Regions from separate parts of the Homo sapiens genome. Here region 2 is linked to region 1. A link is an interaction called in ENCODE POLR2A ChIA-PET data of the cell type or tissue named here. Cell type or tissue: CD4-positive, alpha-beta T cell. All regions are shown on one strand. Each heading gives the region's core, and the rest is flanking DNA. Links, peaks and the distances in the headings are about the cores only.

Evidence for each region. Peaks named below come from ENCODE experiments on the same cell type or tissue, not always from the same donor. Only the 100,000 strongest peaks of a DNase experiment are listed, where the experiment ranks them.
Region 2: POLR2A ChIA-PET joins it to region 1 with 5 read pairs; 2 of 35 experiments call an interaction of 5 or more read pairs at or near these places.

The regions. Positions count from the first base shown.
Region 1 is chr5:56,124,761-56,130,316 of GRCh38, forward strand. ANKRD55 (ankyrin repeat domain 55) reads right to left here. Exons shown (of 12, transcript NM_024669.3): 8 at 2,162-2,346. LOC101928419 (a long non-coding RNA gene) reads left to right here. Exons shown (of 2, transcript XR_241794.2): 2 at 1,671-5,556. It also overlaps the pseudogene RNU6-299P. Among named protein-coding and RNA genes, the nearest start is that of ANKRD55, 110 kb to the right of the region's middle. In CD4-positive, alpha-beta T cell, for the core only: no CTCF peak of the experiment used is centred there; no DNase peak of the experiment used is centred there; H3K27ac peaks cover 2,045 bases.
Region 2 is chr5:57,324,611-57,330,166 of GRCh38, forward strand. No RefSeq gene overlaps it. Among named protein-coding and RNA genes, the nearest start is that of RMEL3, 68 kb to the right of the region's middle. RefSeq lists an enhancer at 2,921-4,120. In CD4-positive, alpha-beta T cell, for the core only: no CTCF peak of the experiment used is centred there; no DNase peak of the experiment used is centred there.

The sequences.
Region 1 (5,556 bases), core at 1,141-3,640:
CTCCCAAAGTGCTGGGATTATAGATGTGAGCCACTGTGCCTGGCCCTGAAAAATTCAACTATTAACAGAAGCTTATAGCTTCAGCATGAAGGCAGAATTTCATGTTTTGCTGCAGAAAACGTGGAAAAAAATGGAGGCTAGGATTTGATCAGTACATGAGGCCTCTGAATTGAGTACTGGATTGGAAAGGACTCTTCTGGATATTTTACTTCCTTTTGAACTCTCCTTATCTTTGTACTTTCTTTTTTCCCCTTAGTTTTACTTTCCACCATGAGGCCTAGAGAATTGGATTTTCTTTGCTAAGTGGGTGGTATTGCAAAATGGGAACTATTCTGTTCAAAGCTGGTTCTAGGAGTGTTTTGAAGTAGATGAACTTTCCCTCAGCCTGCCTTTCTGAAATTTGTTCTTTTTTTAAAAAATGGTTAATTCACTTTTTTCCTAATGTAGCTTATGTTCTTCTACTTTCTTACTTGCTTAGGATCAACATCTGCTCTTAGGAAAACACTTACTTTTTTCTTTTTTCTTTTTTTTTTTCAGACAGAGTCTTGCTTGCTTAGTAACCCAGGCTGGAGTGCAATGGCGCGATCTTGGCTCACTGCAACCTCTGCCTCTTGGGTTCAAGCGATTCTCCTGCCTCAGCCTCCTGAGTAGCTGGGATTATAGGTGTCCGCCACCACACCTGGCTAATTTTTGTATTTTCAGTAAAGATGGGTTTCGCCATGTTGGCCAGGCTGGTCTCAAACTCCTGACCTCAAGTGATCCACCCATCTCGGCCTCTCAAAGTGCTGGGATTATAAGTGTGAGCCACCACACTGGCTGGAAAATGTCTACTTTCAATGATTTATACTTTAATTTTACTTAAAGTCATTTAACCATCTCCAACTTCTGAGACCTATGTAGAACTCCCCATTTTTTCCCTGAGTTAAAAGAATTTCAGGTATTAATAGAGAAGATTAGCGTGGCCCCTGCGCAGGGATGACACACAAATTTGTGAAGTATTCCATATTTTATAAAATAATTTTTAAAAAAAGAATTTCAGGTATCTGGGAGTAGGAGGTGCTTTCTTGGGGCATCTAAAATTATGATAAGTAGGCTGGGCACGGTGGCTCACGCACGTAATCCCAGCACTTTGAGAGGCCGAGGCGGGCGGGTCACCTGAGGCCAGGAGTTCAAGACCAGCCTGGCCAACATGGTGAAACCCTGTCTCTAATAAAAATACAAAAGTAAGCTGGGCATGGTGGCAGGAGCCTGTAGTTCCAGCTACTTGGGAGGTTGAGGCAAGGGAATCGCTTGGACCTGGGAGGTGGAGGTTGCAGTGGGCTGAGGTTGCACCACTGCACTCCAGCCTGGGCATCAAAGCGAGACTCCATCTCAAAAAAATAGATAAAATAAAATAAAATAAAATAAAATAATTACAAGTAAGGGGCTAATTTTGCACTTCAATACAAGAGGATAAAGAAACCAGAGTGCTCAAGTCTATACTTATTTTTGATAGTCTTGTTTGTTGTTATATTTTTCTTACATTTCCATTGACTCAGTGCCTAACCAAAACAGTTTAGATAAGCAGGGCATTATAGATGAAAAGCTACAAGTTTGAAAGACAGGTGTACAAATCTTCATTTAGTATCTAACTAGCTCTGACAGAAGTCTTTTTACCTTTTTGGACCTAGCTTCCTTTTTCAGACAATACATCTTTGATGATCGAAAACAACAACAACCTGATACAGTTCCTTGCAGTTCTAAAAGCCCAATAGTCCAGAATACAAAGTCTCTATTATGTTCTTCTCTGGATAAAAGAACTTGTGGACTTTATAACATAATCCAAGAATGAAGAAAAAAAAAACAACCAAAACCTACCTTTAGGAACAAAGAGGGCACATAGCAGGAAGCTGAAATACAGAACGTCTTCTGAGAACACAGAGAACATTTAGCAAAAAGTGGAAAATCTGACAACACTGTACAGTCGCAGTCTTCCTCTCCATAACAATAATTTTTTCTCCTCTCACTAAAATAGAGCAATTTTTATTGTCACAAGCCCATGTGTATTACTGGCAATAGGGATATAGCTGTATAGGACACCTCCTTAAACATCTCCTTTATTTTAAGATTCAGTTAGGGGGAAATGACTAGTTTCCCAGCACTTTCTGGTTACCATGGATACCTGTCATCCACATCCAGAGCCTGCAGGTTACACTCAGGGACTCTTGCCAGCTCATGAATAATATCGCTGAAGCCCGCTGCCGCTGCGATATGTACACATGTCTTCCCACTCTCATCATCATAGTTGATTATGGACGGCCCCTGGTGATGGCTCAGAATGATGGAGCACAGAATCCTATTTCCACTCTGGAAAAGAGAGTCAAAGAAAGCCCATTATGTACAATCCAGTGTTCTTCTCTGTCTAGGCATGTTAAGATAAAAATACAAAGGAAAAAAAGGAAAGAAAGAAAGAAAGAAAAAAGATGAAAAGAGAAAAGGAAATGGAAAAAAAAGAATAAAAATACACTCTATCTAAGCTCTCCAACAAGTGTCCACTTGTCTCAAGTCACTGCAGAGATTTTTGTCTCCCACAGGAGCTAAATTGTCTTCCATAACTAGTGAACGAAGGATGGATTGAAATTAAATACAGGTGCAATGGACTGACGTCAGAGCTAGAGTGATCGGTGGGCCACCTAGACAACAACTTGCTCATTAGGTCTGATCATTTGTGTCCCCATTTGCTGTAGAGGCTGACCACCAAGAAACTGACAGAGTTCATCTTAATGTTAAAGAAGTGACTATGATGAGTACTGATTGGTGGCGCAGTGATGCACTTAAAAAGCTTGTTTCGGGGTAGGGCCAAGGAGCAGGGGGCTGAGAATTTGTCCCAGGGAGCCTGGGAAGCAGAACTGTCTGAGCAGAGGCTACAGTCTTGTATCAGACTTCGTTTACAAAAACAATTAAAAGATAAAGTGAGAATTTCCAGATGGGGACTACAGAACATTATGCCTTAAGCACAGGGTCCCATCTGAGTACCAGACCCTCTGTGGCTGCACTGGTTACATATCCATAAAGCAATCTCTGGCTACAAACTTTTTCTTTCTCTTCCTATCATCTTCCCTTTTGCGTCTTCTTCCTCCATCCATCTTTCCTTTGTCTAACAATGATTTTAAATAACTTTGACCCATTGTTTATATTCTATGGCATGCCTGTCCTTAGAAGTCAGCTAAAGCTTACTTAGGTGACTTAGAAGTCACCTAAAGTTTAGGTGAGCACACCTAAGCTTTCATGCCTTTATCAACTTTTCTATGTTTGTTTCACTTCATGCTAGTTAGACATACATCGAAGGAGTCTGAAATACATTTTAGATAGTCAAGAGACACTTTTCTTTAAAAGCAGTAGCCATTCAATAAGGAAAATAGAAGCAAAAAGAGTGTCAGCACAACAATTCTTTTTTGTTTACAATTTCCTGGAAGAGTAAAGGAATTCAAGCTGTCAAGGTGGTTCAAAGGCCAAAACACCCTGTTCATAGTTTCCCCTCTTGGTAGAAGAAGAAGCATTAAGTGCAGATGGAGAAAACAAAACCCCACACTCGTACTCTCTTCCTTTCGCCTCCCTCGCCCCTGGGGTGGAGTCATTCTGGAAGTGGTAAACTGAAATAGAGGCTGCTGCTTCTGGGATCCTGCCAGCCAGTCCCAGGCAGCAGGTCTCTTGGTAGCTGGGGTACTGTTGACAGCCTCTCTGGATAAGTAAAGACAGACTCCATACCTTTACTCTTTTCCTTTTGTCCTAAATTCTCCAAACAATTCCTTTGTCTCTATACCTGAATCTCACTTATAGCACCATTGTTTGTATTTTACTTTTCTTTGTAAGAAGATCCTCCCAGGAAGAATGGTGACAACTGTATTTACTGTGTGATCGTCTGGGCCTGGCACCTTTCTAAGCCATTTCATGTACTAACTCATGAACAACAATCCCACAAGGTTGGTACTATTATTGTCCTCATATTGTACAGGAGACAATGAAGGCATAAGGGATTAAGAAATTTGCCCTCTGTCACGGCTGAGAATGAGCAGATCCAGGATTGACTGTGGAGGCATTGGACTTCACCACTATACTATTCTGTCTGTGATTAAAAAGAATGGTCTATTAATTTGATCCTGCATGTTCATACTGGAGGAACTAAAGTGAAAACTGTTTAGACCTACATCAGTACCAGTGACGTGTGCCTCACCAACTGAGACCTCCTTTACAGTTAATCTTTGGGTACTTTAAGAGTTTCTCCTAGTAAGGTTTCCATGGTGCACCCTCAGGAGAATTTCAGGGAGCCTTAGAAAACACTAGTTTGTAAGTCAAGGCCCTGGATCACTTGCCTCCTGGTGACAGAATTCCCTTCTTAACAATCTAGACTGTGTGTCAGCCAAAAATATGCTTAGGCCTGGGAGGTAGGGAAAGTCACAGAGACCAGGAGACACTAGACAAGAAGAAATGGGACTGTGGTCCAGGTGGGTCCTTAGGAAGAATCGAGAGTAGGTTTACATTGGGTAGAAATGTTATTAAATAGGGAAAGAAACAGTATTGTACATATCCTATTCTTAAGGAGCTCTAGAATTCTACACTGAGCTGCCAGATGATGATTGTGAGTTTGTTTTTGTTGTATTTATTTGTTTTTGTTCATGAGTAATCCATAACATTGCCTTCATGTATTCTGAAAATGATTGGGAACTGAGTCCTAGTCGTTTTCTCTTTACCTGTCATGAGTGGGGAGAGTTGGGGAAGCCTGACTCATAAGAAGACTTGCCAAGAAGAAAGTCGAGTTAATGTGTAATAATTTTGCTACGGGCAGATTGATAAAACAACAACAACAACAATAAGATCTCAATATCCTAACTGTAGACATTCTAGGTGACCTTCAAAGGAGTCTAGTGGGCGATTTAAGACTAGTTGCTTATTTGCTAACATATGTCTAAGGAATATGTTCTATGGTGGTTTCTTCTTGGCAGGAACTCCAATCTCCTTCCTTCTCTTGAACACTGGGATGTGTTTGCATTGCTTGTCTTGTGATGGTGACCATATAAAGCAGAGGCCAGTGCTTTAGCCTCTGTGTTGCAGCCGCTTATCCCTCCTAAAAAGCTGGGAGGTTTTGTGATGTGAGAAGATGATCCTGGCTCATCGGTTGGAGCCAGACATGTTAGACTAGAATGGAGACAAAAGGAACATCTAGAGTCTATTCCATGTGAATGTTTGAGGGTTGAGGGTCTGGGGCTAACTAGAGAAAGAAACGTGCCTAATATCCCTGGCTTAGAATCTGGACTGCCTTCATGGTTAGCCCCTTTGGACCAAGCTTTTAGTTGGCCTGGACTCCAGAGGCTGCCAAGCCCAAAAGCCTGGGGCTGCCTCTTCTGGAGAGAGAGCAGAAGATAGAAATAGTGGGAGGGGGAAAAGGTACCTTTTTTTAATATACCAGAGCACTCTGTTCTTCTTAATAAAGTCTGTCCTCCGGAGAAACTAGTTAACCAGAGCCTAATCTACTGAGGTTTTATCAGAGCCTAATTGACCTTAGGGAAGAAAAGTGTT
Region 2 (5,556 bases), core at 1,090-3,589, 1.2 Mb after region 1:
AAGTGTGTCTAAATTGTTTATACAAAGGGTTGCCTTCAGAAAATCACCCCAGTTGTTCCTTTTAGTTATGGGGACATGCACTGAAATTCTACCTTCAGGATTTTAATGGAGACTTCTTTTGTTAGTAGCTTATGTGCCTAGCTGTCCCAGGCTGAAAAGTAGGGGGGTCAAGTTTCAGGTGTAAGAGCTGATCTACTCCAAGCCAGTCCACCCAGAAAGCAGGAGGTGGGCCTGGCCCTGGGGAATAATTTTGGATTCGCTGAACGCAGGGTACCCCACTTAGTTACTGCTATTTCCTATTATCCTGTGGATGCTTGACAGCAACCACATCTATTGGCTCTGTAAAAGCTCTTTTAAATAAAAATATTTCATTAGCTGCCAGGGAATTGGTGAGGCAAGCTGTGTAAAAGGCAGCTCCATTTGCTTGCGTCTGGGAAGGAGGTTGACTCCTGGTTAGCACAAGCATCCCAGTTTCACACCCCATTAACAGGGTGTCAGTTGGATTTCTCCCTTTTAACCCAAACCACAACCCTAGGGAAGCTGGCCAGCCTTCCAGTTGCTTCTGGTGTAGATATTCATGGCTTCATGGTCTGACTTAGTTGAAGTGATTTCTTGCAACAGTTTCAGAAGAGGCACGTCCACATTCAAATGTAACCATAGGAACGTATAGCAATGATAAATGTTCATCATATAAGGATTGCCTTGTATTTTGAATTATGGTGCTTTCTGGACAAACCTCCTGAAGATCAATGTGTATAATTGGTAATTTGCAGTAATATTAGGAAATCAAATAGAAAAAGTAACAAAAAATTACAAAAAGTAACAAAAGAGTAATAATTCCTACTCTTAAAAATATTTCTTAAATGGTAAGGTGCAAGAGAGAATACAGAATATAAAGCATAAAACTGAAGGAAGTCGGATTAGGGTACAATTTATTGAAGATCTACAATGAGCCAGGAAATGCACTAAGTTCTTTACTGTGTATCCTTATCTTGGGAGGAGAGAGAGTGGGGTGGGGGGTGAGGGAGAGAGAGAGAGAGAATATGAATAGATCCATTTGGAGAATTTGTCTTGCATTATTAAAGAAGGGTAATTTATAAGAGTTTCATGAAGTCATTTAGGAGTTTGAGGGGCAACAGAAGAGATGTAATTATGTATCCCAAAACCCTAAACCCAACAATCACATTTTTCTGATTTACAGAAGGTCTAATCCCTGAGTAATGTTTTTAAGGTTCAGGTCCAAACCCTGGCTTTGGAATAATTGGCCTGTTGCCTGGAGTCAGGGCTTCGGCTTTTAGAGGCAAAAACAATAATCAAAAACAGCTTTCAGAAAGATGTCACTCTACCCCAAGCCTACCACAGTGACTTGCACATAGTATGGCCTGAAATAAGAGTTTGCGTAATGGATGAACAGAGGATTTTATATTGAAATGTTGTTTGTAGCAGACAATTCCTATACTTCTTTTTCCACTTGAAGATGATGAAGAGAGACTTGTCTGAATTGCAATAAGAGGAAATAGGTTAGAATTCCCAGCTGCAAGCAGAAATAAATCTTGGTAAGAGCTTCAAGAGGGTTAATGAAGTTCTTTCTGGAGTATCTATGGCAACAGAAAGGCTAAACATGGCCCTGTGTACTATGTAGAAGAATAGGGTAGATCTTTTTTTTTGAGGCAGAGTTTCGCTCTTGTTGCCCAGGCTGGAGTGCAATGGTGCAATCTTGGCTCACTGCAACCTCCGCCTCCCAGGTTCAAGTGATTTTCCTGCCTCAGCCTCCCAAGTAGCTGGGATTACAGGCATGCACCACCATGCCCAGCTAATTTTTTGTATTTTGAGTAGAGATGGTGTTTCACCATGTTGCCCAGGCTGGTCTTGAACTCCTGACCTCAGGTGATCCACCCGCCTCAGGCTCCCAAAGTGCTGGGATTACAGGCATGAACACCGTGCCTGGCCAGATCTTTAAAATCTGCTCCTTACCCCTTTCCTGCGTGCCTTTTCATTTACTACTTTGTGGGAGACACAGCCACCTAGAATTATACTAAATCTCCCGGAATGATGGAACTCTTTCTTTTGGTCAAGATGCTCAGTCTTTTTGAGGACACAAGCATCACGCAGCTGATGTTGCCTGAATTGTGTTATGGTATAAAAAGGATACATATCAGTTAGGGATTGGTTTAGCTGAGAATGAAGGCAAACCCCAAATAAAATGGCATAAACAAAATAGAAATTGAAGAAGTTCAGAGGAAAGTATCCTGTTCATGACATTGTCAGGAGCCACTCTTTCACCTTGTGGCTTCTCTACCTCATGGTCCAAGGTGGTTGCTTGAGCTCCAGCCATCATGTCTACATTCTAGCAAGGAGGAAAGAAAGGTATATTTCATTTTTTTTTTTTTTGAGACAGGGCCTTGCTCTGTTACCCAGGCTGGAGTGCCGTGCCATAATCACGACTCACTGCAGTCTTGACCTCTCCTGGGCTCAGGTGACCTCCCACCTCAGCCTCCTGAGTAGCTGGGACTACAGGCATGTGCCACCATGCCTGGCTAATTTTCGTATTTTTAGTAGCGATGGGTTTCGACATGTTGCCTAGGCTGGTCTTGAACTCCTGAGCTCAAGCAATCTGCCTGTTTTGGCCACCTAAAGTGCTGGGATTATAGGTGTGAGCCACCACGCCCAGCCATATTCTATTCTTACAAGGACACTTCCTAGAAGTTGCAAGAAGCACCTTTGCTTTTATAGTGTTGGCTAAAACTTACACATAGATATCCTACTTTCAGGGAAGACTAGTAATGTGGTCTCTATTTTGGACATTAAGCACTAGTGAAATACAAGGGATTCTATTATGAAGAAAGCAGAGGAGTTTGGTTAGAAGGGGACAACTTGCAGTCTCTACCATGAGGGTAAAACGGGCATCTAAGAGGTTTAAAGACAAGGCTTGTCACCCTGACCATGAAAACATTACTTTCCTTTCTAACTGTTCATTGTTAGCTTCTCGTTTGAAAGCAGGCACCAAAGGGAATCACTCTACACTCACCTTGGTTTTTCTCTCAGTTTTAACTCGATTTTGAAATCCTGACAGTAGGAACATCTTGGCAGAGCCTGAAAGTGTTCACTAGACTCTTGGAGGCAGCCTAGGTTCCCAGGAGAAGAGCACTGCTTTCAAACTCTAATGGAAAAATGCACTGTGAGGCAGGAGGTCTGGGCTAGGGCCTGAAATTCTACATTTCTAACAAGGTCCCTAGTGATGCAGTGCTGCACTGCACAGACCAGGTTTTCAGTGCAAAGATTTAGAGAAAGTTCTCTATGGCTATCTGAGTCCCAGTTTGTAGCAGGATATTCAGGAAGGGATAGTGTAATTGCCCAATGAGTTCTTCTTGCCTGCTGTACAGATAGAGCCTATTCACTGAGACAGTGCTATTGCAGTGGAGAAAGAGCTTAATAAATGCAGACCTAGCCAAACCAGAAGGATGGGAGTCTATTACTCAGAACAGCTTCCCTAAAAGGTCAGAGGCTAGGGTTTTTCAAAGATAGTTTGGCAGGAAGAGGGAGAGGGAATGGAAAATGCTGATTGGTTGGGGATGAAATCATAGAGGTGTGGAAAATGGTCCTCTTGCACTGAGTCAGCTTCTGGGTGGAGGCCTCAGGACCGGTTGAGTCATGAGTCACCAGTCCAGGTAGAGTCAGCTGGTCACCAGAATGCAAAGGTCTGAAAAAAAAAATCAAAAGACCCATCTTAGGTAATACTCTAGTGATGTTATCTATAGGGGCAATTAGGGAAGTTACAAATATTGTGACTTCTTGCAATGGCTGGTTATTGTTTCACTATGCCCACTTTTAGCAGAGTTCAGGCCATCTTGTGGCCTTCCTTTAGTTTTACACAGGCAGTTTCTGTTCCCAAAAAGAAGGGGATAGTTTTGGGAACAGCTATTGTCATCCTTGCTTTAAGGTAAACCATAAACTAAATTCCTTCCAAAGTTAGCTTGGCCTATGCGCAGGAATGAATAAGGACAGCCCAGAGATTAGAAGCAAGATGGAGTCAGCTATGTCAGATTTCTCTTACTATCATAATTTTGCAAAGGTGGTTTCAGTGGGGGTGGTAGTGACCAGTATATCTGTCAGTGGTTTTCATATACTACTGCTCATAAGAATGCCCTTTTGGAGCTTGGTAAAATACAGACTTCTAGGATCCTGACAATCACTTTAAATGTAACAGGTATACAGTATACAGGTATACAGTAACAGATGTCTGATTTTTATAGCAGGCACTCTGAGTAATTTCTGATAAAGGTGGTCAAGGAGCAGCATTTTGAGAAATATTGGTACCCTGTGCCTAGGCAGTCTGTGTGGGTGAGGGTCTCGACCTCTCAGATCGTAAATTTACAGAGATCCTGGTGTTCTGGGATATGTGAGTTTTAGATAGTCTGGTTTAATTAATTAAAGGAGACACATATTGCTAATCTTTGTGGCTCAGGAAAATTTTATCAAAGGTACATTTTCCTCCATTTTGGAGTTAAGGGTTTTGTTCTTGCAGGAAGTTTGAGGGTGTCTTAATCAGCTCAGCTGCCATAACAAAAGGCCATGAATGCAGTGGCTTAGATAATAGACATGTATTTCTCACAGCTCTGAAGAGTGGAAATCTGAGATCAGGGTGCCAACATGGTTGGATTTTGGCAAGGGCTCTCTTCCTGGCTTGCAGATAGCCTCCTTCTACAGCCACCTTCTTGCTGTGTTCCCACATGGCAGAGAGGGAGTGAGTTCCCATCTCTTTCTCTTCTTATAAGGACATTAATCCCATCATGAGAATTTAATCCTCATGATCTCATCTCAACCAAATGGCCTCCCAAAGGCTCCATGTGAAATACCATCACACTAGGGGTTAGGGCTTCAACATATGACTTTTAGCGGAACCCAAACATTCAATCCATAACAGGAGATTCTGCATCACTAAGAATGGTACTGGCTGATTAACAAGAGGTTTGGTGTGGATAGAGGTGGATGTGAGGGCAGGGGCAGGGGAGAATCAGGGAAGGGAAGAAGGAGAAGGGGCGAGGCAGAAGCTGATCTCTAGTGGGCATTGCTGCATGCAGTCATGGTGCTGGCCATTGTAGAGGTGTCACTTCATTTAACATGGTGGAGGTAGTGGGGGGTGTTTCATTTTACCTCAGACATTTGTTTTAATATTCTGTTTGCACATATTAAATATTTAATCTACAAAAGGGTTGGAGGAAAGAAATGGCTTTTCTGATGACCGAGTACCAGGACTCCTTTTTGCCTCTTCATCTTCATACCATGTGCACTGCCTGAAAGGTGTTCTTCCTTCCCATCCTCCTGCCTCCTTCCCATTCCCAGCTCTGCATCTCCAGTTCGGTCTTTGAATCCTCTGTACTAATAAAGGCCTAGTTCAAGTGCTAGGTAGATTTCTCTGTCACCCTTTTCAGGAGTCCCAGATCGTAGCCCCTTGCATGGATTCAATCCTTCATTCATGTGGATTAAGTTTCCCAAGTTTCTGCAATCAGCCTGGGGATTCAGGCCAAACCCCAAATACCAGTAATCCCAAACCAA